Linked DNA regions of Mus musculus: all the other regions are linked to region 3. The links are chromatin loops, found by intact Hi-C in ENCODE. Cell type or tissue: heart. All regions are shown on one strand. Region 1 overlaps Gm36412 (a long non-coding RNA gene). Region 2 holds the start of 4930594O21Rik (RIKEN cDNA 4930594O21 gene). Region 3 overlaps Spata5 (spermatogenesis associated 5). Region 4 holds the start of Gm20755 (predicted gene, 20755).

Evidence for each region. Peaks named below come from ENCODE experiments on the same cell type or tissue, not always from the same donor. Only the 100,000 strongest peaks of a DNase experiment are listed, where the experiment ranks them.
Region 1: it touches region 3 in a loop (2.4-fold over the local background); 3 of 42 quality-filtered maps call a loop at or near these places.
Region 2: a loop joins it to region 3, with 2.1 times the contacts of the local background. A loop is called at or near these places in 3 of 42 quality-filtered maps.
Region 4: it touches region 3 in a loop (2.1-fold over the local background); 2 of 42 quality-filtered maps call a loop at or near these places.

Annotation. Positions count from the first base shown.
Region 1 is chr3:37,582,476-37,590,475 of GRCm38, reverse strand. The region is part of intron 2 of Gm36412 (a long non-coding RNA gene); the gene reads left to right. Among named protein-coding and RNA genes, the nearest start is that of Gm36412, 16 kb to the left of the region's middle. In heart, a CTCF peak has its summit at 3,779; a DNase peak (open chromatin) is centred at 4,195; H3K4me3 peaks cover 1,044 bases; H3K27ac peaks cover 1,333 bases.
Region 2 is chr3:37,606,065-37,614,064 of GRCm38, reverse strand. 4930594O21Rik (RIKEN cDNA 4930594O21 gene) reads right to left here and starts at 4,174. Exons shown (of 3, transcript NR_130162.1): 1 at 4,125-4,174. In heart, a CTCF peak has its summit at 4,947 (motif pointing left); a DNase peak (open chromatin) is centred at 174.
Region 3 is chr3:37,467,841-37,475,840 of GRCm38, reverse strand. All of the region lies in intron 14 of Spata5 (spermatogenesis associated 5), which reads right to left. Among named protein-coding and RNA genes, the nearest start is that of Spata5, 52 kb to the right of the region's middle. In heart, CTCF peaks have their summits at 3,187 (motif pointing left) and 7,480; no DNase peak of the experiment used is centred here.
Region 4 is chr3:37,894,073-37,902,072 of GRCm38, reverse strand. Gm20755 (predicted gene, 20755) reads right to left here and starts at 3,260. Exons shown (of 4, transcript NR_040559.1): 1 at 3,132-3,260. In heart, no CTCF peak of the experiment used is centred here; DNase peaks (open chromatin) are centred at 4,812 and 7,262; H3K4me3 peaks cover 895 bases; H3K27ac peaks cover 920 bases.

The DNA.
Region 1 (8,000 bases), 110 kb before region 3:
AGCTACTGCGGATGCCTGCACAAGACCTGCCTAAGATCAAGCCAGTCGGCATTCTATCGTGGAGTAGGGAGGGGGTCAGGAACTCCCACCCTTAAATGAGGAGCTATGGAGTTAGTAGCTTCTTGGGGAAGATGGTTTTTTTGGTTTTTTTTTTTTTGTTTTTTGTTTTTTGAGACAGGGTTTCTCTGTATAGCCCTGGCTGTCCTGGAAACTCACTCTGTAGACCAGGCTGGCCTCGAACTCAGAAATCCGCCTGACTCTGCCTCCCAAGTGCTGGGATTACAGACATGCACCACCACTGCCCGGCAGGAAGATGTTAAGAATATGGTTTCCAGTAGGTCTACCACACTCCTGGCTCTACCCCAGGAGTATATGGGCAGTAAAATTGGAGTCCATAGATGATTTTTTTAAAGGACACAGTTATGGGGAATAGAGAGGTGGGGATGGACTTGGGAGGAGTTGAGGGAGGAATGGGAAGTGAATATGATCAAAATACATAGCATGAGATCCTTAAATAATATAATATTTTTAAAAGAAAACATTTTTCAAAGAATGCGATCCCCCACCTCCCTGAGTGGTCTTTCAGGACTTTTCCAGTTTCTTTTCCATGTTCTTCCATTCAAACATTTAACACAGCAATAACAAAAACAAACAAAAGAAAACCATGTCAAAACCTGATTATTGCAGAGTGCAGGGTGAAAATAGCTGTCTTTTCTACTTCTGTTATGGGCCGTAAAAACCAGGCGCTCATGATGCTAAGGACCGAGCTGCTTCATCTCCCCAGAAAGAAATGTGTTGAGGTCCTGGCCATGGGCACTTCCGACTGTGGCTATAGATAGAGAAAAGGTCTTCACAGAGCCAATTCAGGTGAAACGAAGGCACAAGTGTGGCTTTAATCCCACACTGGTGTGTTTACTGCCTTCTAAAAGGTCCCAGGGATGCCTGCCTGCAAACTTCCCAGCAGCTGTAGTGGGAAGCAGTCCTGGGGTCCCGGAGCTGTGTGAGATGTGCCCTTCCTGTTGTTTTAGACACAGGCTTCATGGTACACATTTACAAAATTGTCATTTGTGGTTTTAATGTGCAGTGTGTATGCACTGCACATTGGTCAGGACCTTTGATTAATCCATTGCCATTACTGGGTTTGGAGTGCTCAGTTTTTAGTTAGTTACAAGGTCTGCATATCACTATTTGCCCTGGAACTTGCTGTGTAGACCAGGCTCTCCTGGGCTGTGTCTGCCTCCCAAGTCTTGGGTTTAAGGTGCATGCCATGACATCCAGATTTGCTTATCTGTGTATTCTTCCCCCAGGCAGGACCACTAGAGAATCCACATTTGATGGGACTTTATCTTGTGTTACAACCTTCCCTGTGTTTGGGTCTTCGCTATTTTCTGCATTTGCCTAAATGTGTCTTTATTCCTAAGAGGCACATCCTGTCTAAGCATGTAGTTGCTTTAGAATACACAAAGGGTGTGGGGGATTCTCATTGTAGCTATATTGCTGCCTTGCTGTTTTGCTAGACACAGCTCCTCACTGTTCCCCAGCGATGGACATGAGTTCTGGCCCCACCCTAATGCTCTTACTGCTTTACTGCAGAGACCTGGAGGAGACCCTGTGTGGTCACAGAGGGAACTCTCCAGTCTTCATGCCACAGGGATACTTATGGCTCACAACTGAGGACCTCCCAGTTCTATCAACCACCACCTGAGGGCTTGCTTCTTGTTTGTTTGTTTTTAATTAGGTATTTATTTCATTTACATTTCAAATGCTTTCCCAAAAGTCCCACACACACCCCCCCCCCCACCACCACTCCCCTACCCACCCACTCCCACTTCTTGGCCCTGGCGTTCCCCTCTACTGAGGCATATAAAGTTTGCAAGACCAAAGGGCCTCCTCTCTTCCCAATGATGGTTGACTAGGCAGGCCATCTTCTGCTACATATGCAGCTAGAGACACGAGCTCCGGGGGTACTGGTTAGTTCATATTGTTGTTCCACCTATAGGGTTGCAGACCCCTTTAGCTCCTTGGGTACTTTCTCTAGCTCCTCTATTGGGGGCCCTGTGATCCATCCATTAGCTGACTGTGAGCATCCACTTCTGTGTTTGCCAGGCCCCGGCATAGCCTCACAAGAGACAGCTAAATCTTGCTGGTGTATGCAATGGTGTCAGCATTTGGAGGCTCATTATGGGATGGATCCCCGGGTATGGTAGTCTCTAGATGGCCCATCCTTTCATCTCAGCCCCAAACTTTGTCTCTGTAACTCCTTCCATGGGTGTTTTGTTCCCAATTCTAAGAAGGGGCGAAGTGACCACACTTTGGTCTTCGTTCTTCTTGTGTTTCATGTGTTTTACAAATTGTATCTTGTATCTTGGGTATACTAAGTTTCTGGGCTAATATCCACTTATCAGTGAGTACATATCATGTGAGTTCTTTTGTGATTGGGTTACCTCACTCAGGATGATGCCCTCCAGGGAGGACCTGCTTCCTAACCAGGGGACAGAATGTCAAGTGAGCGGCAGAAAAGGAAGAGCCAATGTGAACCAGAGCTTACACAAAGGTTTCATAGAAATAACCCAAAACAGTCTTTTCACCCTAGCTTCTCACAGGGAGGTTTGTGACTGGTGGGAACAGCAGGTAGTGATGGGCAAGTCTCGGGGTGATGTGCCTTCTCTCTAATTCTAATTCTAGGGTCAGAGACCACATGACCTACCTCTCTGTTCACCTCAAGCCCAGTCCTTTCTAGTTCTTAGAACGAACCAGTGGAAGCCGGGCTGTTGTGGCGCACGCCTTTAGTCCCAGCACTCAGGAGGCAGAGGCAGGTGGATCTCTGTGAGTTCGAGGCCAGTGTAGTCTACAGAGTGAGTTCCACGACAGCCAAAGGTACAGAGAAACCCTACCTCAAAAAACCAGAAAACCATAAAACAAACCAACAGAGCTATTGAATTCTGTCAGGGCCGGGCAGATTCCCATGATTCCGCTGGGTGAGCACTCACAGCTTGTTTGTACGCCCAGAAGGCTTTGGGGACGGCTGTTCCTACTGTGTGTCACTGGATGTTGTTAGAGGCTTTGATGTTTTCTAAGGTTGCATAAAGTGCACTTTCAAAGATAGAAAACAGAGGAAGAAAGTCTAACCAATACAAACATCAAAATAACATGACCTTTCTGCCATAAATTAGGGGGCCGGAGAAATGGCTTTCTACAGCTGGGGTATTTGATGTGCTGAACTTGCTGGGTTGGCAGATTAATCGCATTTATACTGGGAAAGTATTCCAGGACATTAAAGGATTTATTTGTTTGCTAATCTGCTTCAGGCCCCAGAGGCCTTGTTACAAAATAAGGGGGCGGAAGGAGAAGAGAAGGGGCTGAAAGGAGGGGCTAGGAACAGGACAGGATTTCTTCCCCGTTGGGCAGGCAGTTTTGTTAACCTAAAGAGGCCAGAGCTCTTCAACACCACGGGAACCTCTGACAGAGCCTCCCTGTTTATGAGCCAAAGAAGTTTGCTTGTTTGCTCTTTCCACCGTATAAAGTTAACGTGGTCTTCCTCTGTAAACACAAGCAGGGTTCTTCCTTGTTTTAACCATCTAGGATTTGGAAGTGTCTGCTTGAGAGACACGCAGATGGAAAAAAATACATGGGGAATTCTGGGAGATTTACTGAGGGCGCCGCTGCTGATGGCGGCTTTCATCTGAGGCAGTTCCCTTTCTTCCCGTTTTGTAAAAAACTCTTTTCCCTCAAATGCAAACAAACATTTGCTTTCCTGTTGCCTTTTCCCCCTGCGGACAGGCTACGAAGTGCACTAGCCAAACAGTCTCTTAATCTCTTGTCCAAAGACTATAACCTTCTTTTGGCAAACCAGCGATTTTGTTTTGTTCCCCAGCACCTTGACAATGCTCAGAAAACATAATCCTCTTCTCACAGTGGAATCTCGGCTTTGCTGTTCTGTCCCCGGCAGCCCAAGCGATGGAATTAAAGGAGAGTTAAGCTTTTCCAGAGAGGCATTTCCTTCCTTGAGGTCCTCACAGAAAAGTCTGCTTTATTTTTAGTAATATCCTGGCTCCTGGTATTGTATTTGTGCACATAATCCCTCCACAATAACGCTAGCTGTCTGGTGGCACGTCCCCCCAAGGAACTCAAAGGCCTTTACAGACGTTAATTAATTCTCCCAGCACCCGGGTGAGATGGGTGGGTGTTCCATTCCGATCTCTGTATTATTATTCCCATTTTGTGATTTTGCCAAAATTCTTTTGCCTTCTTCCCCAGTGTGTTTCCGAATGGAATTCGTCCTCAGTGCCGGGCTGGCTGATTAAGTCCACAGGAAAGGAAGAAATCAGAGTAAAATGAATCAGAAGAGGAGGGTGCAGCACACTGTCAAGCCAAGAAGGCTGGGCTGCTGGAACGCAGGATGCACAATGTGCAGTCCCCCAGCTTCTCCATGGATGCACAGGGGAGTAAGGGAAGAGGGGATGTACAGCCAGCCCTCCCATTCATTCACCCAGAGGGGAGGAGAGCCCAGTCTGGGAACCACGACAGACAAGATGCTCATTAACACCAACAAAGAGGCAGGAACCATCAAGTCTCTTCTGATATCCCCAGCTTCCAGCAAGGACATCCTGCAAACTGTTGCTTCCCAGTCCTAGCCCTACCAGAGCAGTTGATGCCTCCTGTTCTCACCAGCGTAGGTTCTTCTAAGGTGGAAATGTGTTTCTAGAACCCTGATCATGTGATGTACTGATGCTGGTGACTTTTTTTCATGACAGAGGAAAAACTCTTTGGGTGGGGGCAAGAATCATTGGTTGAAAAAACTTAGTACAGAGCCATCAAGATGGCTCAGCTGGTGAAAGCCTTTGCTGTCAAGGCTGACAATTACGGGGACCTTCAGAGAAAGGAGACAACAGAACCTTCAGAAAGGTCCACATGCCCATTGTGGCCCAAGGGCGCTTGCACTACACAGGCACAAATACAAAACTAGTAACTTCTAGTTTTAAAAAAGTAAAAGCACAACTCCTCTACAATGAAAACGGTTGACACAACTGAATGTAGTTTGTCTTCAACTTCATAGTGGAGGGCACAATGGGCTTGGGGGTCCAGACGGTCACACCCAGACTGGTTCTTGTGGCAGAGCGGCAGGGACTTGTAGACACGCATATGAACAGATGAACGAGCACTAATGTATAGCCAAGCTGGACAACTTGATTTTGTTTTGTTTGCAAGTTTCTGTCTTTGCCCGTGAGGTTTTCTGGCTTTTGCACATTCCCTGGGGAAGTTAGAGGTAAGGTCCCTTGGAACTCAGTTGCCACCTGGAGGAGCTTGTGAGAGCAGGGGCAGAACGAGGGCGAGAAGGGGTGACAGCAGAGAATGTGAGGAGCAGGCTGTGGAGAGCTGATGGTGTCACTGCCAGTCTATAGTTGATCGACATTATGGGCTCCACCAGGGAATCTGGGAAAGTACTTGAGGTAAGATTTGCAGAATGGACTTCTGGTTAGCATTGGCAAGAAAGGTATGAATTGTACACGAACCATAATGTGACCTTATTTTGTTGGACTTAATGGACTTAATAATGGACCTTATTTTTGGCTGACTGTTAAGTCTAGCCTTGTTAACTTGACTGCACCCACCAGTTCTCCAGGACCCGATGAAGCAGGTGTTACAGGCAGGCCTTTCTGCTGGAGCTGCACTTTCATGCTTATGGCTTTGTTTCCACATACTTTCTTGGACCTATACAACTTCCTTATTTTACATTTTCCTTTTACCGTGGTTCCTTTTCTTCTAATTTTGTCTACTTGTCATCTTTAAAAGATCCAGCTGGAATTTGTATTGTTTCCTGGTTCTGCTATTATGTATTGCCACCTCAGTGGATTAAAGCGACACAAATGTACCGTTAGCTCACAGGACCTGAAATGGGTCGTTTAAATGGAGTTATGATTGACTAGTGGCTAGTTAAGTCATTCTGGAGGTTCTAGAGCTTTCCCACTTTGTCCGGAGCACTGTTTTTGCACTGAAGTCCCTCCTTCAAGCACAAAGCCAGCTGTGCTTCTTCACCTCTTCAGAGCCTTATGGATTATAGCAGTTCTATTAAGAGGTCCAGACTGTTTCAAGATCCTTAGCTGCACCTGACAAGTCACTCGGGCCATGTGAAGGTGATGCCACATATCCAGCTTAGGGATACGGACAGAGACATATCTGGAAGGAGTGCATTCTGAAACACACAGAAGGGCATGTCATCTTCCAAAGACTGCTGCTGGCTCAGTCATTTCTATTGTTTTTTGTGTATTAACTTCTGCTTTGTTTTCCTGGGGCTAATTTGAGGTTCTTGTCTTTTTTCAGTGGGATACTTAATCCAGCCAATTGTGTTACCCTCTGACCCTCACATGGTAGTTTCACATCTACATAGTGCTTCTTTTATCACCAAGAAATCATTTAAACAGCCTTTTGTTTTGGGTACTGTTCCTATACTGGGTTTTGTTTTCTCCACTACATAGTTAGAAGGCATGAATCATATCTGCAGACACCTGCTTGAGGATGCACACAGTGTGAGAGATGCTGTCTACAGCTCAAATTCATTTGCTGTGGTGAATTGTTACTCTATCTTGGGACAAGGTATCAGGTTAAGGAGAGCTTTTCTCCTTTTTTTTTTTTTTTGGTTTTCGAGAGAGGGTTTCTCTGTGTAGCCCTGGCTGTCCTGGAACTCACTTTGTAGACCAGGCTGGCCTTGAACTCAGAAATCCACCTACCTCTGCCTCCCAGAGTGCTGGGATTAAAGGCGTGCACCACCACGCCCACCTTTTTCTTCCCCTTTTAATAGCAGCATGTTTTACTGTATGGAAAAGCTATGTAGATTTAAATAATATTGGGTAATTGAGCTGTTTAGAATACTGTTATTATGCAAATAAGGTTGAAGCTTTCCCTTTGCCATTCCTCCCCAAGGATTTGCAGAATAGTGTAGGATTTCTGAATCAGAGGGTAGTTAGTGCCTGGAGATTACCTTTATTAATTCCCCTCCATAGTTTACTGATAGTCTATTTTTTTTCCCTGTGCTACAGCCTTTTTGTCTCCACTGGATTACCTGGCATAGTTTCTACTGCTAGGTCCTTGGTAAGGTATTTCAATCTGTGGTTAATCCCAGCTCAAAGATAGTCTTAACTCTTCTATTTGTACTGGAACAAGTATTTTAATTGCTAACTTGAGTCCACTCCTTTAGCTTTATCCTTCACTTAAAACAGTATTCAACTGACTTAAAAAATTATTTTATAGCACTCGGGAGGCAGATGCAGGTGGATTTCTGAGTTCGAGGCCAGCCTGGTCTACAAAGTGAGTTCCAGGACAGCCAGGGCTATACAGAGAAACCCTGTCTCGAAAAACCAAAAAAAAAAAAAAAAAAAGTTTATGTATATGAGTACATTGTAGCTGTCTTTAGACACACCAAAAGATGGGACTAGATCCCAATAAGACCATGTGGTTGGTGGGAATTGAACTCAGGACTAACTAGGACCTCTGGAAGAGCAAGCAGTCGGTGCTCCTAACTGCTGAGCCATCTCTCCAGCCCCCAACTGATGCTTACTGTTCAGGCTTTAATGCTTCTGGCATCAAGATGTAAAATGCTACTACTTAAGTGTCAGTTCTCTGTTTTCAAATAAAGTATTTGTGTTTTCTGAGATATGCTCAGGTTGTCTTGAGAGGAAGAAGCAAGTTAAAACACCTATGCACTTCCAGTAGGACTCCAGAAAAAGGATGTCTTAGTCAGGGTTTCTATTCCTGCACAAACATCATGACCAAGAAGCAAGTTGGGGAGGAAAGGGTTTATTCGGCTTACACTTCCATACTGCTGTTCATCACCAAAGGAAGTCAGGACTGGAACTCAAGCAGGTCAGGGAGCAGGAGCTGATGCAGAGGCCATGGAGGGATGTTCTTTACTGGCTTGCTTCCCCTGGCTTGCCTCCCCTGGCTTGCTCAGCCTGCTCTCTTATAGAACCAAGACTACCAGCCCAGAGATGGTCCCACCCACA
Region 2 (8,000 bases), 140 kb before region 3:
ACAGAAGTCTGAACACAATGCTTTAGGATTTGGGGAAGAGTGTCAACGGTGTTTTTCTATAGCTGTGACACATGCCTAAAGGATTTGTCTTGGCTCACAGCCCGAGGGGACAGTCTACCACGGGAGAAGTCAGGCCACCACAGCAGGAAGTCAATCCCCCCCAACCGGAAGCAGCACACCCTAGCCGGAAGCAGTCCATCAGGGCAGGGAGCCAGTCCGCCTCAGCAGGGCGTCAGTCAGAAGCAGAGAGCGGTGATGCTGGTGCCCAGCCCACTTTCTCCTTTTTGCTCAGTCCGGGACCCCAGACAGTGCCACCTACATTCAGTGTGGGTCTTCCCACCTCAGTGAACCCTCTCTGAGAACATCCTCATTCGTATACCCTAAGGAGTGTTGCTCTGGTGATTCCAAATCCCGGTAGGGGACAATGAAGATTCTCTGTCACAGGGGCTATTTCTATATGGAACCAAATCTTACTGGGTGGATTTTTGCTTCCGGTATTGGTTCAGGCACCGAATAGATAAGCTTCGCCATCTTACTAGGTTAGTGGAGAGACTACGGCCCAGTCTGAATCACTGTCAAGTGCTGAGCCAGCATTCTTTAAAGGCTGAGGGAGACCCAGGGACGGTAATCAGTACAGGGTCAAAGAGTCAAACAGGAGGAGGGGAGAGCTTCCCTGATGAAGAAGTGGGCAGGGGACAACAGTCTAGGAAAATCATGTGAGTAGTTTGAAATGCCTAATTTGAGGATCTCGAAGCAGAGCTCGGCTGATGAAAGGGGGTATGAGATTCATCCTGAAGAATAAAGGGGTGGCATGGAGGATCCAACTCAGCAGAGATTTCCTGCTGTACCTGATGTATCAATACTCAATAAATATTGAGTGAATGTGCTAACGTTTCCCAACAATCTTTGCTGGGCTTGTGGTATGGGCCTGAAATCCTAGCTCCCTGGGGGCCTGAGGCAGAAGTACTGCAGGAACTAGGCTTGCCGAGATACGGCCTGCATAGACAACTTAGTGACACCCTACCTCAAAATAAATAGTCAAAATGAGGCAGGCTATATAGCTCAGTGGTACGCTGCTTGGGTTGCACGTGAGGCCCTGGGTTCAATCCCAAGTGCAGAAGAAGAAGAAAAGTACGACACTGAGGTACAGAATTGGGGTCAACCAAACATCTACCCCTAAGCCTCTGAGTGTGGTAATTTTACATGGCTAGGAGAAGTTAGGGGTGCAGGTGGCCTTAGGTTGATTTTTAGCTGCCTGGGTTTGTCTGAGTGGGTGCGACAATCCTTAGGTATAGACCTGGGGAACAGAGGAGTCAACACAGAGTGCCATAAGCCTGGAGCAGTTTCTGCTGGCTTTGAAGACTGTGCCATTAACCCACACAATCCATGGCAGCTTCTGGAAGCTGTGAAAGGCCAGAAACCGATTCTCCTCAGAGCCTCCCTGCAGGAGCACAGCCTGTGGGCACCTCAACTTCAACTGGCAAACCTCATTTTGAACTTCTAACCTTCAGGTTCTTAGGTGTGCTGTTTCCAGCCACTGGATCTTATTAATCTGTCATAGCTACAATTGAGAAATAATACTATCATCTTACTTTATAGTTAAGAATATCTTAAAATTTTTTATTTTTTTTTAATGTAAGTGTATGTGTGTGCATCTACATGGGCTTATGTGCACCACGGGCTTGCCAGAGCCTAAAGAGGTTCGAGGAATATGGTAGATCCCCCAGAGATGGAATTACAGGTGATTGTGAGCAACTTGATGTGGGTGCTGGGAACTAAACTTGAGTCATGGGCAGAAAATGCTCTTTATCTGCTGAGCCAGGTCTTTAGCACCAAGACAAATGATTTTAAAGGATGCAAAAGTAGAAGAATTTAAAAAACAAAAACAAAAAACCGAATCACTTACACTGTCACTAAGTAAGAGGCCACACCCTGGTTCCTACACCCTTAAAACAAAAGCAAGGAAATCCACAAGCAGATTCATGCACACGGACCAGACAACCTGGGATAGACATACCACTTTCAAAAATAAAACTAGCCAGGCATTGGTGGCGCACGCCTTTTATCCCAGCACTCAGGAGGCAGAGGCAGGCAGATTTCTGAGTTCAAGGCCAGCCTGGTCTACAGAGTGAGTTCCAGGACAGCCAGGGCTACACAGAGAAACCCTGTCTCAAAAAAACAAAAAAAACAAACAAAAAAAAAACAAACAAAAAAAACAAAATAAATTTTAAAAAATCAAAATAAATAAATAACTAAATAAAACTAATAAAATCCAACCAGAACGAAATAGATTCCTCAACTCTCTTGTGCCCTTAAAGCTAAACTTACCATTTAAAAGCCCCGCAAAAAGAAATCTCTGCAGAACAAGGATGCTTAAATAAGACTCCTCACCATTTACACCATCTCTTCCCGACAGACAGAAAGACAGACTTTCCCTACACATTTTATGAGGCTAGTGTTTATTCTCTCTGCAGAATGTGACACAGAATAGGAGGGGAAACCACAGCCCAACATCTCTCATAAACACAGATGCAGAAATCATCAGAAGAGCCTGGCAGTGGGTAAGGTCCTATACACCAGGACCGAGGGCATTTGTTCCAGGCTCATAAGATTGGCTCAAACTGTGAGAATCATTCCGTTGTTATAACCTCCAAGAAAGAAGAAAGGGCCTACCATCACATCAGCTGATATACACAGAACATTGAACAGTGTCCAACATCCATTTACTGTAAACCAATGGTGTTAGGGTCCTCACCTGGAACTTCACGGTAGTGAGAAGCAGAAAGTAAGGGTTGGTACTGAGAGGAGGATTTGTATTCAGGACTGGGGCTGGAGGGTCCGGGGCAGGTACAGAGAAGGACTTGGAAGGCCCAGAAGTTCCTGCTGGCCAAAGAAGGACTGGGAACACAGATGAGTGAGCGTTCTTCCCCAGGGAGCCCTTGACTCATCCTGCAGAGCCTTCCTGGCTTGATTTCTGTTACTGCACATTGTCTGAAATATCATAGATGTCCCTGACACTTGGTGTGGTGGCCTCTCCAGTTACTGTAAACAAAAGCAACAAACTCCTGAGGGAATCCTAGGACAAGCGTGGCACTGGAGCCTTCACCTGTGAGCCAGAGACATCACTGGGCGATTTTCATATGCAATGCCTATGATAACTGCACAGAAATCCTGTGATGATGTCATTGACACCAGCTGCTACTTTCCTTTGGGCTATAGTGATGACTCAGCAGGCAAAGTTCAATTGCTACCTGGCCTGAGTTTGGATCCTCAGACCCACATGATATAATGAGAGAACTGACTCCTGCAAGACTTCCTCTGTGTGCTGGTGTGGACACACACTTCATGAATGAATAAATAAATGTAAAAGGGTGGGTTTTTAAAGAGAGGTATCCTTTGCACTTCTTTTGTTTTTTCTTTTCCTTTTTTTTTTTTTTTTTTTTTTTTCTGGACCAGGGACCTCACACATGTTGGGCAAACAGTCTACAACTGAATTATCTTCCCAGGCCATCTGTCTTAGTTAGGACTTTGATGCTGTGAATAAGGTAGCTCTTATAAAGGAAAACATTTCACTGGGGCTGGCTTACAGTTTCAGAAGTTCAGTCCATCACTATCATGGCAAGAAGCATGAAGGCATGCAGGCAAGCATGGTGCTGGAGAAGGAGCTGAGAGTCTATATCTTGATCCTCAGGCAACAAGGAGGATACTGTGTGTGTTTCATACTGGCTGTAGCTTGAGCATTTATGATCTCAAAGCCCCCCCCCCCACACACACACTGACACGCTTCTTCCTACCAGGCACACACCCCCTCCAAGAAGGCCATTCCCCCTCCAACAAGGCCACATCTCCTCCAACAAGACCACGCCCCTCCACACAAGGCCACACCCCTCCAACAAGGCCACACCTCCTCCAAAGCCACACCTCCTAATAGTGACAATCCCTATGGTCCAAGCATTCAAACACATGAATAGACTGTATTTATTTAAACCACCACATCATCATTTGCTACTTTGTTGTTTGGTTTTTTTGTTTTTGGTTTGGGGGGTTTGTTTTTGGTTTTGGGGTTGTTGTTGTTGTTTGAGACAGGGTCTTGCCTCTCCCAGGATGGCCTCCTACATACTTACTATGTAGCTGAGGATGATGGCCTTGAATCCCTGATGCTCTTTCCTCCACCTCTGAGATGATGACAGATGGGTCAGCACACCCAGCTTAGTCCTGTTTCCTGTGACTGATGAAGGTGACAGCTGAAGAAAACCTTCGTCCACTGGAAGGCAGTCATTCATTCTGCCCAGAAGGACCAAAAAGGATACGTGTTACATTTATTCTCTCTCTTGCTCATTTCAAACACAGACTCTCTCACGGTGTCCCGCTACCCTTCAGTTGGCTTCTTGTTAAAACCAGGAGAATTGAAACACATGCTTAACTAAACTATTACTCAAGGTTTCATGAACATTTTATTTCCATGGCCCAGTAACATGGGAACATTTAAATTCAAATAAATAGTAAATTACACGATGTCCCTAGATTATTCATCTAAGTACAGAACTGCAGCTACTTTCTGGTTACTTCAACTGTTAGTGAGGAAGCATTCATTAAAGTTATATGGACTCTTGTAAATGAAGAACTAAGTCTTGAAACAAACACAATTCTGTTATCTATGAGTGAGATTACAAAGGCTGGGAGAAATACAACTGACGGTCTTCCACCGACTATTACAAAGAAAATATAAAGCCTTATCTATTTTTGCCATAGTTTATCTGTTTTTACGTTTTTGACTAGATAATACTTTTTTAAAAATAAAGGAGGGCTGGAAAGATGGCTCAGTGATAAAGAGTACTGACTAATCTTCCAGAGGACCCAGTTTTAGTTCACAGCATCCAAATGGTAGCTAGCACCTGGCTTACTGTAACTCTAGTTTCAGGGCATCTGGTGCCCTCCTCTGGCCTCTTTGGGAACTGAATGCTTGTGGCACACATATATACATGCAGGCCAACACTCATAAACACAAAACAAAACTAAAGTTTCTGAGCGCCAAAGTGACGATCTTTTTTTGTCCTTGTAAAAATTACGCTCCCTACAGTTAAATTTACTAGGTAGGTTCTCAGGTAGCCTTGCACACAGAAGGAATAATGATGAAAGAATAGACTTGTTTCCCTGTAGTCCATCACCTTGTGTGGTGGTCACCTGTCTACACATCATTCATTACCTCTCTTTTCAGGCAGCATCATAGCTTAGATGTGTTTTATTGTCATGTGCCACCCCCCCCCCCAGTCTCAAGCACTGTTTCCTCAATGACTACAGTCACCACTGACCCAGCTTCCTACTTGCATCCCCTCGGGGTCTTCATCAGTCTTCTCCTGGGACAGGCAATGCTTCAGGGGACAGACCTGATTACTCTCTGGACAGATGCACGGGATAAAGTCCTAGAACTGCACTGGCAAATACTTACGAAGTTGGGATTTTTCTAGATCTTTCCAGATGCCCATTCATAACTATGACAACCCCTCATACATGTTAGAATTGCCAGAGGTGGGGGGGGGGGAGGGAGAAGGAGAGGGAGGGAGGAAGAGAGAAGGAGAGCAATTTCCTCACCTCAACATGTAGCACAGAGTCAAGGTTTTGAGCCTCCACCAATCACCTGTGGTTTTCATTTATAATTTTCTGTTTTTAGAAGAAGGGTTGGACATCCTTTTGCATCACAGATCATAAACATCTCCTTTTGGCTGAGCTGACTGTTTACCTTATTGTATTTTTTTCTAGAACTTCTGGTGCATATTATATATGTGCCATTTTTCCGCTTTGCATTTTTAAATTTTAATTGAAATTATATTATTCCTTTCTTATGCACCCTGCACAAGGTACTGAATTTTGCACTCATTCGCTCCTTTTTGTTGATTAAGAGTAAGCACTTAGGACTGTGCCATTTCCCTCTGGAACTGCTGGGCAGAGGGAACCCTATGACAGGAAGCGCGTGTGTTGGCAGGTAGAGCCTACAGCATGCTACCAACCAATCAGTATCCAGGTCATTCTGCACAGACTGCTTCCCACTCACATAACCTCTGCACGGACCCATCTCCTTTGCTGCTTGGAGCCAGCCAAATGCAGAGTTTCCAGCAACAATCCAACTCATCCCTGTCACTGCCCTTCCTGCCCAACACACATAGATCATGTGTATGCAAATGAAACACTTGCAAAGAATGTTACATTATGAGGAACAATTACCCCTAATCTTAGCCTCTTTTCTTTCTCACCTGTTTAGCTTTGGAAGGTGGCCTGTGGGTGGGCTGCAGGTTTGCACTGAGACTTCTCTGTTTGAGCACTTCTCTAGGGGAATCACAGCTCATCCAGGACAGAGTAAATGTGGTGCTGCAACCACTGGTGGCTCTTGGTGGCCTTTGCTTCCAAGTGGCAACTGTCCTTGTTTCCCTCACACTTCAACAAGCTTCTCCACCACATCTGAGGCCTGTGTGGTAGGGAGTGTCAAACACAGACAGGGTGGTTCTACTAAAGAAAAGCAGAGAGACCAGTGTGTGGGAGAGAGAGGATGGAAGGTCAGAGGATACTCAGGATGGAAGATGTAGGACCAGAAGACGACATTGGATCCCTAGGACTTGGAGTTACAGGCACTTGTGAGCTGTTTTATGGAAGATCAGTGAGCACTGTTAATCACAGAGCCATCCCCAAGGTCCTGCATTTTCTTAGATTTTAGTGCTGCCACCACAGATGTCTGTCTCAGAAACAATACTCAAGTTACCTTGCATCTTAGTTAGTTTTATTGCTGTGACAAAAACACCAAACACTGAGGCAACTTATAGAAAAAAAAAAAGATTTAATTTGAAACCCCCAGTTCCAGAGGGTGAGTCTATGGCTATCATGGTGGAGGGCAAGACAGCAGCAGGCAGAGAGGGGGCTGGAATGGAGAACTGGCACCCCTCTCTGTAAGTAGGAGGCAGCATGAGCTAACTGGGAATAGCATGGGCTTTTGAAACTTCCAAGCCTGCACCCAATGACACACCTCTTCCAACAAGGCCACACCTCCTAATCCTTCCCAAACAGTTCCACCAACTCGGGATCAAGCATCCAAATACATGAGCCTATGGGGAATCCATTCTCAGTCAACAGCTTATATAAAGGAATTTCCTGTCTATTTCAAACTAGCTTCTGGCAACTTCATGAAACAAAGTATCTGCCCACAGGATTAGTCAAGATTTTCCAGACAAACTGAGACAGTGGGAGATGCATAAGTGTGGAAAGAGACTCTTCCTGAGGCTGTCATGATCTGGGAGGCTGAGAGATCCTGTGGCCTGCCATTTACCTGCAAGCCATGAGCCTCAGAATCTGATGCTCAAAGCTGATCCAAACCCAAGAGCCCCAGAGCCAGGCTGGAAGAACCACAGACACGGGAGATAGATGTGCCATTAAAACAGAGTAAATGTGTCCTCCCTCCATATATTTGTTATAAGCAAGCCCATAGTCATCTGGGTAATGGTCACCCACATGTGGAGGACAGGCATTGCTTACGCTGTCTACAGCTTCAACTGTATATCTCTTCCTGAAACGCTGTCACAGATACACCCAGAAAGAATGTTCTAGCAGCTATCTGGACATCTCCCGACCCAGTCCATCTGACATGTCAAATAAGTCGCAACACACATAACACCGCCTTTCAGTTGTGTGTAAGTGCCAAAGACATTAACTCAGTTGTGTGATTCTATCACTGTACAATCATCCTAGCATGTACTGGGGCCAATCATTACAGTGCAGTTGGGGGAGAGGCTAAGCAGGAGACATGCAGCTGCTGTGGTTACCGTCTCAGAGCAGGAGGGGTGCTCTAAACAGCATAGCACAGAAAATGCATAATCCAGCAGCAACGCATCCGTTTCAGCAACGCATGCTGTGGACTGTATGTAACCGCACACACTGTGCCATCCCGAGGTGGGCTGCACAGGCTCATTTATGTCACCACCACAGACATGCAAACATGGACTGTGCTGTGATGT
Region 3 (8,000 bases):
TGATCATAAAAACCTGATCTCCAAAGAGTATATGGAGAATTCCAAATATTTAAAAATTAGGCAACATATTTCTAAATACTTTATCAAACACTTGAGCTGACTAAAAATAGAACACATCTAAGGTTTTGTGAAACATAGGGCAATAGTTTCCGGAGAGAAATCTTTATCATTTGTAAAGCTTCAAGTTAATAATTAAAGTACCAGCCACAAAAATGAGAAAACAAAATATAAAAAAGGAAGTTATAAGAAAGAAATAAAATTAAATATAACAAAGCAATAGAGAAAAATCAGTAAAGCCACAGCAGTGACATGACAGAAGAAACTTAAGAGGATGGTCTAGTAAAACTGACAGAACAGAAAAAAGACACAAAGGAGAGACAAAAAAAAAAAAAGAAAGAAAGAAAGAAAGAAAGAAAGAAAGAAAGAAAGAAAAAGAAAGAAAGAAAGAAAAAGAAATCTCCACCCCCCCAAAAAAAAAACCCTGCATGTTTACACAAAATCCTGCCATAAACATTTACAATATTATCCTTCATTGCAAAACTGATAGTTTAAATGCCTGTGAATAAGTGTACATATAAACTGACCAGAGTTGTACTTTATAAAAACTGAACTTAGATGCACAGCAACAACCTAACTTCATGAAATGAAAGAAATCATTCTCAAGAGACTACATACTGTACATATGCAACTCTGTGACATTACAGAAGGAACTAATGGAATAGACGGGACTACTATTTAACACAAATAGGAAGAAAAAGGGTGGTGGCATAAAGTAACTCTTTTTGAATAATTAAATCAGTGTACATTATAATTATGGGACTGCATCACTAACTCTACAGTTGTCAACTCAAAAATTTAGTTCCCAGCTCTGTGACCTTGGTCAGATTTCTTAAATGTATATGTTGCTCTTTGTAGGATCAGGTATTATAATGGTATCTAACTCATAAAGTTAAGACAGGATAACTAAAAAGATATCTAACATATTATAAATGCATCACTTAAAAAACTGGAGTTGAATATGCCATACTTTAGCACTCAAAAGAGAAAATGCATTTCTATGTACTTGCGTTACAGCCTTTACTTATAGGTAAATAAGAGATCTTCCAGTCAAAGTCATGGGTAATGGTCACAAAGGGAAAGGATAAGAACTTAGCCCAGCAACAAGAAACTGATACATCACATCACCATGTATGTAAGCAGCCCTATATTCTCTTATCTTTCAAAGACCTAATAAATTTCTGTAAACCCAACATTCAACATTCAGGATTCTTTTGAATCCTGAAATCCTGGGAGAGGGGGTGTTTGTTTGTTTGTTTGTTTGTTAGAGACAATGTTTCTCTGTGTAGCCCTGGCTATTGTCCGGGAACTCACTCCTTAGACCAGAATGGCCTCAAACTCAGAAATCCACCTGCCTCTGCCTCCCAAGAGCTGGGATTAAAGGTGTGCGCCACCACTGCCGAACATTCACGATTCTTTTTCATAGGTTTAAAAGAATAGGCATAATAAATATGAAGAATAATATTCAACGTATTTAATGCAAATAAAAGTGTATAAGGTCTGATATACATCAATAAAATTATGTAATCATAGTAATTATATAATAATTTTCTAAAATTATTACCAAGCATTTAAAAATCTTGTATTTGGACATTATTACAGCTCACACTCTGTTCTATTGTACTTCTGTTTTTCTACTTCCAAGACAGGACCCTTCCTGCCTCAGCACTTTGATGCATTACCAAGCCTGGTACATTTTGCTGGGTTTTAGAGGAAGGGTTGAAGTAGAGAATCATTACTAAATAATGAGGTTTTTAACAATGAGAGTTCATAAAGAAGAAGAAGAAAAGAAACCATGAACACAGGAAACTGGACATAATTCTTCAAGTTTATGATGTTTGGATTTTTTTCTTTTCGGTAACTGCTTAAAAAGTCTAGCCATAACCATTTTTCAGTCATTAAACAGAAACTTCAATATAATTCTAAAGTGAATTATTAGCTATCATAATTAAACACATAAACAGCCATCAATTAGACATTTAAGGTTAAGCTTACACAACTAATTTTCATAACAAAATTAAGCCCCATCACATCTAACTTGTAAAAAAGTATAATCTCTGTGTTAAAAACCATTTTCCCACATTATTTCTTCAGTGCAAGTTCTCAAGGGGAGCTGGTAGATGCTGTATCCTTTAAGTCTGCAGAGATTTATCAAAAATTTTTACACTAAGAGAACAAGAAGGAGTGATTACTACCAATACAATTTCAGTGTTTACGCTGACATTTCTACCAACAATTAACAGAAAAATACTAGAAAGATGTGTTTTCAAGCACAATGTTTTTTCCCCATATTAAATGCATTTCTGAACTAAGTGCATGGAAAATTAGCAAACAGAAGGAAACACAACACAGAGCTATCATTTCAAAATGATATTCTTAAGAAGTTTAAAGATATCATTTGTAGAACACAAAAGAGATTTCCTCCTCAGCAACATTCCAGGACACCGCTCTTTCCTGCCCACCAGCAGACAGGACTATACTTGTCTAGGAGCCACTCGAGTGTTTACACAAAGGCAGTTTTCCTGAATCTTATTATGGACACAAAACAGGAGATATAGTGATACTGCCTCCAGCATATGTTCAAAACAGTTTAGAATAAATGGTGTCTTTCCCTAAGAAAAGTTACTAGGCTAACACTGATGTCAGTTATCTGTAACACTAGTAGACAACAATTGCCAAGACAGGATCTGGAAGGAAACAAATACTACCAAAGAGTTGGCTATATTTTACAGAGCATTATGCTACAGCCACTAAAAACTATCCCCAAATTCACAGGACAAAATAAAGAAATTTTATAATCACTTTAGCAGGAAAGCTTAGTAAAGGAAAAACTAAGCTACAAAAGTTATCTATGTAAAGTGGTCACCAACCAAAACAAACAAACAAAACATCAAAATCCAACAAATGGGCTTTATGTGCCAATTTCCTTTTTTAATTTAAGAGAAAAAAGGGGATTACCTTTTATAACAACATATTTATTAAATTCCAACAGACTTACCAAAAATGAGCTTTGAATTTTGCTTATAAATGCATGATAAAATGCAATTCATGTATTACATAGAACAACTTACAGAAATAAAAAGTTCATGTTTCATAAACTAGCAGAATGAAATTTGGCTTGACTGCCCCCTGCTGATACAAAATGTCTACAATTACAAAAAAGCCAAGATAACATGAGACTATCTTTCAAAAGAATTCTTCCTAATTGTTGGTTTCATTAAAACCCATAAGAAAACAAAAAAGGATTAAACATTTCATGCTAACAAAATTTATGTGGTAGTAATAGCATTTAAATGTTTTTATCTTTCTCTTCATCCAGTGGGCAAATAGTCACATAATAGCAGATATCTGAGAATTATTCAAAGTGATTTGATGGCTTCTGACTTCAAGTTCTCAGACATATAGAAAAATAAATCAGCAAAGGATGAACAACTGTAGAACATCACTGACTGAACAACCCTGCAGAGAAGCAAGGGAGAAAACAGAGACTAGATGGACCAAGAAAGAAAAACATGAGCAACAAAACCTCAGAACAGAAACTTGGTAATGTCAGGGGTACTAAGTGTGGGTGACAGCTGATAAAAAGTAGTAAAAATGGCCTTCAAGTAAATAGGAAGGAAATAATCAAGTTCAGTATGTGCAGGATCCCTGACTGCCAGACACAACTACTAAGGTAATGGAAGCAAGGATACTTCTCCCAACAGTGAGCTACGATGGCTACAGTTTCTTTATTGTGGCCCCTTGCATAAAGATTTCTTGGATAGCTCAGATATTCACTAATTAAAGTTAAAGTTAGTTCTAATGAATTCTGATTTACCAAGTATTTTAAGATTGGATGTGTATCTTACTGCACAGTAAAAATTATTACTTTTTAAAAAGTGAAGTTTCTTAAAAATATTGTTAAACTACACATTTAATCCCAGCACTTGGGAGGAAGCGGCAGGCGGATTTCTGACTTCGAGGCCAGCCTGGTCTACAGAGTGAGTTCCAGGACAGCCAGGGATACACAGAGAAACCCTATCTGGAAAAAACGAACCAAACAACCAAACAAAACACCAAAGACACACAAGATTTAAATGTGATACACAAACAATATGAACTATTTTAAGAAGTTCAAATCTTTTGTGGTAACAGACATTTGTAAGAGGAAGACAGTAAATTTTAAGCCAGCCTGAGTTACAGAGCAATGGCCTGTCTCAAAAACAAACCAAAACAGGACCCCCTTCACTAATTCAGTGAAATGCATATAACAGAACTTAAACACTGACACAATTTAGTTCATTAAAATTATAGCTGATATATGAAAGGCTGATGCTTTCCAAGTACAAAAATAGACTAAGAACATGTAAGGCAGGTCTCTTTCATACTAACTAGTGCTATGTGTTTTAGGTACTAGACATATCAATGAACAAAACAGATGACAATCCTTGCCAGTAGAGTCAGATATCCTGTATGGTAACAAATAGTGTAAGAAAACACATCTGAATACAATTTAAAAGCAAGCATATAAACCAGCAGAACATGAGAGAGAAAACAGGTTGCAGCATCTTTATGATGCCAGGCAACTGTTGGGCTCTTTTCCTAGGGAGTATTGCTATGTGAGCATTCCCCAGATCTTTCCTAAGTATCAGCTTTCTGCAAGCTGTATCGTAACTGGCAAAATGTTGAACATTTTTGCAGAGTATGCCTGGACTCCCTTCTATATAGTCTCATTTACTGCATGGCACATACTGGTACTAAACAGGTATTTGGTAAATGATCTAATAATAGTCAAAGTTTAACTTGTTATGGTCCACAGAACTTCACTTTCTTTGGTTCAGGGGCATTTTTTTCCTTAAGGGGCCAGAGACTATATAACTTTAGCGGTACAGTCTATATAGTAACTATTCATTGCTGTCATGATACATGAAAACCAGGTACAGTGGCATACAAACACATTCCACAAACATAGGTACCAAATACAGGGGTATACCAGGATCTACTCAGCTTAATACCTAGCTCAGTGCACTTGGTCTTCTATTAAAATATCCCAGGAGCACAAAGAAAACATATCAACTATTTCTAAGTTACAAGTGCTTACTCTATTTTAATTGTCAAATATAAAGTCATAGAAAAAGAAAATAGCCATCACACACAACATGCTTCCTTTGCCTTCCCCATACCTCATCTTTTATCCTCTGCCCTAAACTGTACTCAGGTCATCAAGTAATATAATGTGACTATCAAAAATACCATTATGGATTACAGATATGGATAGCTAAAAGACATACAAACATTAAGCATGTAATTACTTAAGACATTTTACAGAAGAAGTAAGCCTCATAAAGTTATTATGCTCACTAAAATATCAGGCCTTTGCCAACGTCTAAAAAAGGGGGAGAAATTTCATTAAAGAGGAATCAAAAGGAGCGTTAACTCCTCAAATATAGAATTAATGAGGGAAATTGTCTTAAAAATCCAATAAATAGACTAGAAAGTCTCTTGTTCACCTTGTTCAGTGCTTTATACTGTGTTCACATTTCTAATTATATAAAATACACTAACCTGTTTTTATGCACTTTAACACACAAAGTAAAGGGGGCATGATGAGAACAGACATCTAAAAGGCAATCTTAAAACTGGCTTATTGTGTTTGTTTTTTTTAAATCATTTATTTAATTTCATTTCATGTACATTTGTGCTTTGCCTGGTTTCATGTCTGTGTAAGAGTGTCAGATCCCCGGGAATTGGAATTACAGAAAATTGTAAGCTGCCATGTGGGTGCAGGGAATTGAGCCCTGATATGAAGAACAGCCAGCACTCTTACCCTTGTACAGCCAGCACTCTTACCCTTGTATTTTCTTTTTAAAGAACAAATCACGGAGTAAGCCTGCTATCAAGTCACTCATTCACTGTGTAACTTTAGGTCACACATTTCATTCTTGATCACAGACTGCTCAGTCATGGAAGGTAACACTGTTATTCAGGTGATAATGACCTTGTAGGAAGGTAGTATGGGAAAGAACAGGAAGATAATTTAGATTACACTGAATTACACCACACAACATATAAAAATACAACCAAAGCACAACTGAGCTGACTTACGTTACTAAAGAATTGTTAAAATTTCTAGCCCAATACAACAACAGTACAGGTATCTTCCTAAAGAAGAACTGAACACCAGCTAGTATAGTTGGAAAGAAGGTGCCCTCCTTGTAGATGTAGCTTTGAACTCAGTAGGCGAGGGGTGATGGGAGGTCTGGGGAAATGTGTTGTCTGAGATAATCAAACGTTGGAGAGGAACTGAGGAGTACAAAGCCTTGCCTCCACCTGACTTGCTAACGTTTTATTTTTAAGTTGTTTCAATTTAAGATGTTTTTTGTTGTTGTTGTTGTTGTTTAAGAGTATTTTCTTACTGATCAAATGTATTGATATAATTTTATCTATTATTTATTACATCCTTATCTCTGTGCCCCTATTCCCCTCATAGAGTCCCTCTCTCCTTCCCCCCATCCCTTTTCTGAAATGGTGCCCCCCCCAATATATTCCCCCTTCCTGTCACATCAAGTCTCTGTGATATAATCTATAGGATTAGAAAACCTAAACATTCCTGTGCAAAATCCAAGGATGTTGACATATACACATGGCTGGATAACCAACTCAAATCCAAGTCAAATGACGTTTATATGATCTCAAAAATGTCTAGTATGCCGCTTTGCAGCAAATTCTAAGCCTTCCAGATCTGTTCTTTTCTTTTCTTTTTTTTTTTTTAATCTTTTTTTTTTTAAAGATTTATTTATTTATTTATTATATGTAAGTACACTGTAGCTGTCTTCAGATGCACCAGAAGAGGGCATCAGATCTCATTACAGATGGTTGTGAGCCACCATGTGGTTGCTGGGATTTGAACTTCGGACCTTCGGAAGAGCAGTCGGGTGCTCTTACCCACTGAGCCATCTCACCAGCCCCCCAGATCTGTTCTTTTCTTAAAGCTTCACATATTTTTATTTTATATACATGACTGTTTTGCCTGCATGCATGCATGTACACCACATCAGAAGAGGGCATGGAGTTACTGCTGAGCCATCTCTGCAGCCCAGCCACTCCAATCTAATTTTTGATACCACCGGTTTTCCGAATGTCAAATAAATAGAATCAGTAAGTATACATTGCTGCCTTTTGCATCTGTACTGTTTTATTTAGCCTAACATGATTAATCAATTAATCACTTCATTATTTAATGTTTCCTAAAGCTCTCATCTTATGTATCTCTAGCTCACATAAATATAAATCTGTTACATAAATTATACAATGCATATATCAACACAGAGGTTATCAACTGTTATTTCTAAAAGCAGAACCACTTCCACTCATTTCCTTAGCATCCTGCTTTGAGAAGAGTGGAACCTGGACTGGAAGCATTTCAGGTGAGCATCACCATCTTGTGTCAGAGAAGAGTAACTGCAATACCAAATTGTCAGGAACAGAGTATCAGACAGCAGAGTATCAGACCAAAGATCAATTGTTCTGAATCTGTACAAATACAAATACCACTAAAAAACTGCAAAGTCTGGATCGCTCACGTTTTATGATTACAGTACATTAAAATGTCTAGATATTCTAATTAAACTATACATATTAAAAGAAGCTTTGTTTTATTATATGTTCATCAATATTTTTTCAAATGTTCCATACACACATAGTGAGTACCACACTGAAAAAACGTGTAACAATAAGGAAGAGTAGGAAGGTAGTATCCAAAAGGAAAACAAAACCCATTAACTCATAGCTACAATGAAACTAAAAACACAAAACATAAGGTACTCATTTGGGTAAATTTAGAATGCTTAACTATTATTTGTTTCTGAAAAAAGTATTAAAACTGTAGACTTTAATGACATAACAGACTGTCTAACACATTTTCAAATAACATAGAAAGCTGATGGGCTGAATAATTTTTATGA
Region 4 (8,000 bases), 430 kb before region 3:
CACAACATTATGAGACAAGGAACCTCCAAAGGTGCCATTAAGCTAATTTTCTCTTGGCCATCTACTGCTGGGCATGCAACCTTCCCTTAAGAGTAGCTTGTTACCCCAGTGAGACTCCTTTGGAGAAAACCAAATTTTCATTTGGAAGTGGTTATCAGTTGCGGATTGCCTCTGGGTTAGGGATGGGGTCATGCATCTACTTCCTTCAGATTTAGGACCCCATCTGGTGTAGACCCATGCAGACCCTATGCATGTTACCTCAGTCTGTGTAAATTTATATGTGCATCAATCCAGTTGATTTTAGTGGGCCTTATTTCCTCAGTGTCTGCCATCCCTTTTGGCTTATACTCTTTCTGCCTCCTCTTCTGTGGGTTCCCTGAGCTATGAGGGGACGGATTTGATGGAGACATCACATTTAGTCCTGTGTGTTCTCTCTGTGTGTGTAATGTCTGGCTGTGGGTTTCTGTATTTGTTCCTATTTGCTACAAGAGGAAGTGTCTCTAATGATGTCTGAGCAAAGAACTGATCTATGTGCACAGCATAACGCCATTAGGAATCATTGTAATGCTATGTTCCTTTAGGAGAACAGTAGTATTTTGCTTCACCTTAAGTCTCTGGGTTATTTAATCTTGGGATTTTGGTCACCCAAGCAGCATTGGGTATGAGTGCCACCTCTTAGAGAGGGCTTTAAGTCAAATTAGACATTGGTTGGTTAAGCCCACAAGCTTCATGCCACCATTGCTCTGGCATAGCTTGCAGGCAGAGCACCATTGTAGATCAAAGGTTTTGTGGTTAGGTTGGTGTTTGTTTCTACTTTGGTGGTATGCAGAGTATCTTCTGATACCAAGAGCACTAGCCTGTAGAGGTGAAGGCTCTAGGTAGGCACCAGCTCAACGTCTCCATGATTAATGAGTTGCATAGGTTTTATGTTTAGCAATAAGACCTTATTGTTTGTGGAGAGCAACCTATACCCTTGGCAACGGCCATGGTTGTTTGGAGATTTCCATTTTTACCACTGTGGCCAACAACTTAATTAGGTGAAAACCACCCTGGTAGTGGAAACTTTATTTGGTAACAAGTGATGTTCACTTGGGACTCTGTCTCCCCCTTTACCGATTTCATTTAGATACCCTTCATATATGTATGTATTTTAGGAAGCTGCTACTGTATTAGGTTTCCATGCTGCCCCTCAAATGGATGTTGATTGTGCCTGTCTCTCCCCAAATTCCTCCCATCCCCTTATCTCTTCCTCTCCACTTGATGCTCCCGTTCCAGGCTCTCCTATGCATTCATAACTATCTATTCTATCTGCTTTTCCTAGAGAGATCTATCTGCCCTCCCCTCAGTTCCTTATTCTATTTGTAATCTCTGTGGTTCTGTGGATTAGTGCTTGCTTAACACTGACTTAATGGCTAATGAGTAATACTAACATATAAGTGATTATATACCACATTTGTCTTTCTGGAGCTGAGTTACCTCACTCAGGATAATTTTTTTTCTTAGTTCTCTCCATTTGACTGTAAATTTCACTTTTTAATGGTTGAATAACACTCATAATGTACTCCATTTTTTTTTATCCATTCATTTGTTTAGTGACATTTAGACTGTTTCCAATTTTGGGCTATTGTGAATAGACCGAGAAGGACCATGGTTTAGCAGCAGCCTCTGTCATAGGCGGAAACTTCCTTTGGGTACATGCCCAAGAGTAGTATAGCTGGATCATAAGGTAGATCAAGTCCCATTTTCCTGAGGAATCACCACACTGATTTCATGGTGACTGTACAAGTTTGCAGTCTCATCACCAATGGATAAGTGTTTCCCCTATTCAATATCCTTACCAGAATGAGCTGTCATTCGTTTTATTGATCTTGGCCATTTTGATGAGTAAAAAACAAAATCTCAAAGTTGTTTTGATTTGCATTCTCCTAATGACTAAGAATACTTCTTTAAGTGTTTTTGGCTCTGTTTTTGAGAATGTTCTGTTTGGGTCTGCACCTCTGTTTAAATTGGGTTGTTTGTTTTCTTGATATCAGTTTGTTGAGGTCTTTATATATTTTGGAAACTAGTCCTCTCTCGGATGTGAAGTAGGTAAAATAAAATCCTTTCCCATTCTGTAGGCTGCTACTTTGTCCAAAGGGCAGCATCCTTTGTCGTTCAGAACCTATCAGTTTCTTGATATCAGATTTATCAACTGCTGATCTTAGTGCCTGTGCTACTGGTGTTCTGTTCAGAAAGTTGTCTCCTGTGCCAATGCTTTCAAGGCCATTTCCTCCTCTTCTCTTCTATCTGGTTCAGTGAATCTGCTTTTATGTTGAGGTCTTTGATCCAGCTGGTCTTGAGTTTTGTGCAGAGAGGTAAGTATGGATCTATTTGTATTTTTCTATAAGCATTAACATTTTTTATGAAATATATTTTGATTACATTTTTCCTCTCCCTACTCCTTCCAGATCCTCCTTATTTCTCTACATACTCAACTTCAATGTTGGGCCGTGGGCCAAAAGGGTCGCATAGTCCCTGAGACATTACAAGCTATGACTAAGATAATTAGTCACTCTGTTGTAAGTCTTTAATCAATGAGCCTGGATCACCCATCTTAGGACATAGCCATATCACCTGGGATTTTTTCATTTCACTGTCAGAGTTCTCTGAGAGGCAAATATTACCCAAGCTCCGTAGCCCCCCAGGCTGAACTCAATGGTGAAGCCTGTCAGAAAATACTGGTCCCTCCCTGCCAGGCAGGACTAGGAGTATGTTTCAAGTGGCAAGAGCTGCAGCCTAGAGATTTGAAGCCTGGTGTCTGGTGTGGGCTGTCACAATTGGCAGTGATGAACACAATCACAAGAACAAATAGAAAGACCCTTGTTTGAACAGCTTGATTTTGAAAGTTAGGCAAAGTGGAGTTCTGAAAACATCGGTGCATGCAGCACTGTGGCACAATCCCTCTAGGACCGAGAATAAATACTACAACTCAAGGTGAAAACCTGCATGTCCTTCCACAACCTAAGCCTGACTGGTTCTGTAACACTATTCCTCAACCACACCCATTTCTCAAACACCTCCATCCTTAACTACCTGGACACTTGCTGCTTCAGCAAACCCCGAACCACCTTCCATATTGAGCCCCATCTTACCCTCTATTCTCCAAATGCATTCCACAGTTCTTCCTTTGACTGAATCTCCTCAGAGTCACTACAGGTCATCCACCCATCTAGAAGAAACCCAGCACTGTAGCAAACCTTCTTTGTCTCCCTGAGGGCACTGTTGTTAGCAATCTGTCTAAGCGCCACCCCACAGTTACCTGGCAACTGCCAGGTGTGCCTGACTCACTATAAAAAGGGCTGCTTGCCCCCTCCTCCCTCTCTTGCTCTCTCTCACTCTTACTCTCGCCTTCCTGCTCCCTCTCCCCATCCCCCATCTCTCATGGCCACCCTCCTCTTCCTCCTCCTCCTCCTCCTTCTCTTCTTCTTCTTCTTCTTCTTCTTCTTCTTCTTCTTCTTCTTCTTCTTCTTCTTCTTCTTCTTCTTTTCTCTCTCTCTCTCTCTCTCTCCTGCCCTCTTAACTCCCCTCCCCATGTCCTGAATAACCTTTTGGCTGGTCCCTCAGGGAGAAGGGATGTCTCATCATGGGTCCTTTGAGGCACCCCCTTCCCCCACACCTGACTACACCTCCATAGAACATATTGCCCCCCCTTTATCTTTTTATAAACATATCAACTACCATAGCCTGTTTGGCCAAGAGAAGTCAGCCCTGCACACGTGAATTAACACGAGATAATCCTGCCAACTGCAGAGGAAGCGTCTAGGCTCCCAAGGCCCATGTACACACATCATTATTGCCAGCTCCTTGCAACCATGCTACAGCCAAAGTGACTGAAATCTTACCATCTAGATTGCATTTCAAGTCCAGTCACATTGCAGATGCTCAGATTTCTGGTGTGTTTGCTTTGTTGCTTAAACATACAATAATGGAGGTCATTAAACGTAGCATCGTACGCATGTCAATCAAAATTCTTAGACTGCAACTACAACCGCAACAAAAACTGTGTAAGCTGGGCATTGAGGAACACGCCTGGCACTTCAGTGCTCTGGAGACTGAAGCTAGAGGATTGGAAAAACAATTCCAGACCAGATGGGCTATCTACAGAGACCTTGTCACATACACACACACACACACACACAAATTAGTTTTTGTTTTTAGTCAATAAGCAATTTTTGAGAATGCATTGCTAAATGAAAATAGAAATAAAAGACCTCATTTTTATTCCAGCTTTATATTACTAATTAGCATTATTTAATCAAAAATTTAATTATATGTTCATCTTTTATGTATTAAGCCAATTAACAAGAAGTATGACCGCAGTTTTGTTGTTGCTGTGATTTGATTTTTTCTAGTTGTGTCTTTGGCTTAAGAGCTGTCCTGGGAGGTTTAAAGATTTGCAAGAGGTTTAGCCCTTACACGTGGAAGAAGCCAGGGCTGATTGGGCTACACTCAAAGAAAAGAATGTTCCTGTTTCTCTCAAAACTGTAAACTCACTGAACAGATGAGCCTGGATGCAAGTGGTCGGTTATCAAACTTACCTCACCTGCCTTAACAACCCCCACCCCCACCCCCAACCCCACCCCCACCCCCAACCCCAACCCCAACCCCAACCCCAACCCCAACCCCAACCCCAACCCCAACCCCAACCCCGCTTCTAATTACACTGTTTCCTGAGCTCCACTCTAAGCTGGGAATCTGTGTTCCCTTACATAAGAGCAAGACAACAGTTGGGAAAGGAAAGGCCTTTTCCTCTCCCTAAGACCTGGCTTCTCTCGGCAGCTGTTATTTTTAAGCAGCTTGCAAGGGGATGGCTGATCAAAGGCTCCGTGCAGGAGGAGCCGGCCAGCAGCGCAAAGCTTCCTGAGAGCGGCGCAGGAAGGGGCTCCTGACGCAGACCAGAATAGCAGCAGGCCAGCTGCAGGCTGCTTCGGGTGCCCTTGAACCAAAGAAAATCGTTCCAAATAAATTTTTCCCTTCTTTGAGGTCCCTGGATGTCCCGCTGGGGCCTTTAAACAGCCACATGCTCCTTGCACAAAAGCTGCCCTAAGTGGGCGTCCCATAATGTGCTGGGAATAAGGGAAGCGTCCTCGTCGTCGGTGGGGCAGAATGGTCCATTCACAACTAGCTTGTTTGGGATGCTAGCGGAGCCTGCAGTCAGTAACGCTGAAGGGCTATTTATTGGCTTAGAAATCCTCAATTAACCATTGAAGTGGTTAATTTAAAAAGTGAATCCAACGCTGAGCCTTGCCAATAATACTGCTCACATGACGAACTAGAATGGGTGTTTACCTAAAGACTGAGTTCAATACTTACCTACATCATTTTCTATCAGACATGAACCTAGAAATACCGTGACTTGTACGTTTTTACACCGTTATTAGAGTATTGTTTAATGTTCATATATTTACAAAATACTACCGTGTAGATGGCTTCATTTTATTCACATTGAAGCTCTGGTTGTCACCAGAATAACACTTTGAATGGGAGAAGAAAATACAATGTTTTCTTATTAATGTTTTTTCTGAATCTGCTAATTGTATATTTGAAATAAGAACAGTAGATTTGATTTAAAGGGTGTTTCTTCATACATTGGTATCTTTTAAAACTATGCCAAACACACTTAACTTTTGGAAACAATATACTTAAAATTAGAAGGTATACTTTGTTCTACAGAAACAAGATACCATAAAGAAAGCTGATAATTCACGTTAGACCTAGTTTAAAGATCAAACGATCTAACAGATCTTTTACTTATTTATTTATCCTTCTTAGTAGACATATAGTTTGTTAATGTTAAATTCAGGCAAAACAGAAATCAAATTGTAAGTACATTCAGGGTCAATCTATTTAATTAATAGACCATAATGTTAATCTCTTCATCAAAAATGTGTCCTGTAATAAATATGCTAAAAATTGTTTAATAAATTAATTTCTACATTTGTATAAAATTATCTGACTTCTTGTGGATGCAGAATAAATTTACCAACAGAACCAAGTATATTAATTTGTAGAACTTAAGAGGTCAGTAAATAGTAAAAATCCAAAAATCCCTTCAGAAAATTACCAGTGTAGATGTAGGCATATATAGAAAAGATGGACGTTCTAAAATAAGCGAGTTTTAAAATCACTGAATTTGGAAGTCCTGTTACTGTATATTAGATTCCTAAGAGCTTTTCAGCAAAGGGAATCAAGTTATCAAAACTAATTCCTTTTCAATCACAAAAATGTGATATTGGGGGGAGGTTAATATTTGCTTTTACCAGATCTTGCAAACTTTAACATGGTTCATAAGAATACAGCTTGTATTAAAATCTAACCTAAATCCCCCTGAGTCTAACCTCATGTTACATTTTGGTTTTTTTCCTTATTGTCCTAATAAATGTGGGTGCTGACTACACAAAGCTCCACTGTGCTTGGCCAGGGGACTCAAAGAAGATTAGAACCAGGGCTTGGATGTTAAGCCATGCTAACTCAAGACTAATTTTTCACCAGTGTTGGAGGTTAATAACTGCTATTTCCTCTATTACTTGAATTTAATTAAAGCAGTGGGGCATAACATTCTGTAAAACCAAGCAATAAGAGGAAATAACAGAGTTTGCCCTCTAATATAAATGTAATGGTAATTACTCCAGTCTACTTTTTTAAATAATGCTTCTGGTAGTTTCCCAAATGACAAAAACACCTCTTTCCCTTTTCTCTTTCGACTAGCAAGATCCAAGGTCAAGCGCAAATTATACCATCGGCTTATATGCCTAAAAGCATTTGTGCACCACATCAGCCTTAATATAGAAACACATTCTATTCCGAATAAAACACCAGAGGCAGGCAGGAAATCTGCAGTTATAAATTACTCAAGTGAAAGTGGCTATTGAAAATGTCAACCAGAAATGCTACAATCCAGAAGAGCTGGTCCACCTCGTTATAGATAAAAATAAATCCACTGGCACAAGGTGCATGAATCTCCAAAGTAAATACTTAAGCAAAGAATAAGAAAATGGTCCGGCTGGCACCTAGCCTGCCTGTTTAAAGGATTGCTTTTGAGAAGTTCCTTTCTAAAAATGTGCTCCCGCTCTGTCAAACTCCATTACAGTGTTTTACATACACACTTGGTGATTATTCCTAGTTGATAAGCATGTTTTCCAAAGTTTTGGCAGGAAGTATTAACTTCCGTTTTATTACATGTCAGCCTGGTCCTCTGTAGCACCAACACATGTTGGCAGTCTCTTTGGAAGCCAGTGTTGGCAAGCTGAAAGCTCCTGAGACCCTGCAGTCAGTTTGTTGAGATCCAATTGTAGACTAGACTTTTTGGATGCCTGGCCCTTCTGCATTGTGCTGCTGCTCCCAACCTATAATACCCAGCTTATAACACAACCACTCTTGCTTCAAATCCAACAGTGTGTTGGTACTTGTCACCTTTTCATAGTCAGCTTACAAACACAAAAATCTGTCTACACATGGTCACTCAGCCAGATTTCCATAGAGTATTTTTCTTAATCATAATTTCCTGTGTGCGAACCTCAGGACTCATCTATTTTTTAAAAGCACGAGTACTTGGTAGGTACCCAAAATTTCTCATTTATGTTTATTTATATAATAGAGGAAAGACCTCCATCCATATAATTTAGACTACCAGGTAGCTTTCATCATTATTTAAGAAACCCAAATTGCTGATCAGCCTCTGTCCCACAGACTGTGAATGTCAAGGTCGAAGCTTTGAGCTGCCACGTGCTCTGCTGTTCGTGGTAGCTGGGAGAACTATAGTGACAACTCATTCTTCAAAAGAAAATGCCAATTAGCAAAGCAAATATAATTGTCATCTCACCCAAAAAGCACAAGCTAGAACCAGCTTAAGGGAGGAAAACTTCATGTTGGCTTGCCATTGGACAGGATAAAGTCCATCAAGGGAGGGAAGCAGCAGGAGTGTAGAGCTAGCTGGTCACAGTGTGTCAGGAGGCAGACAG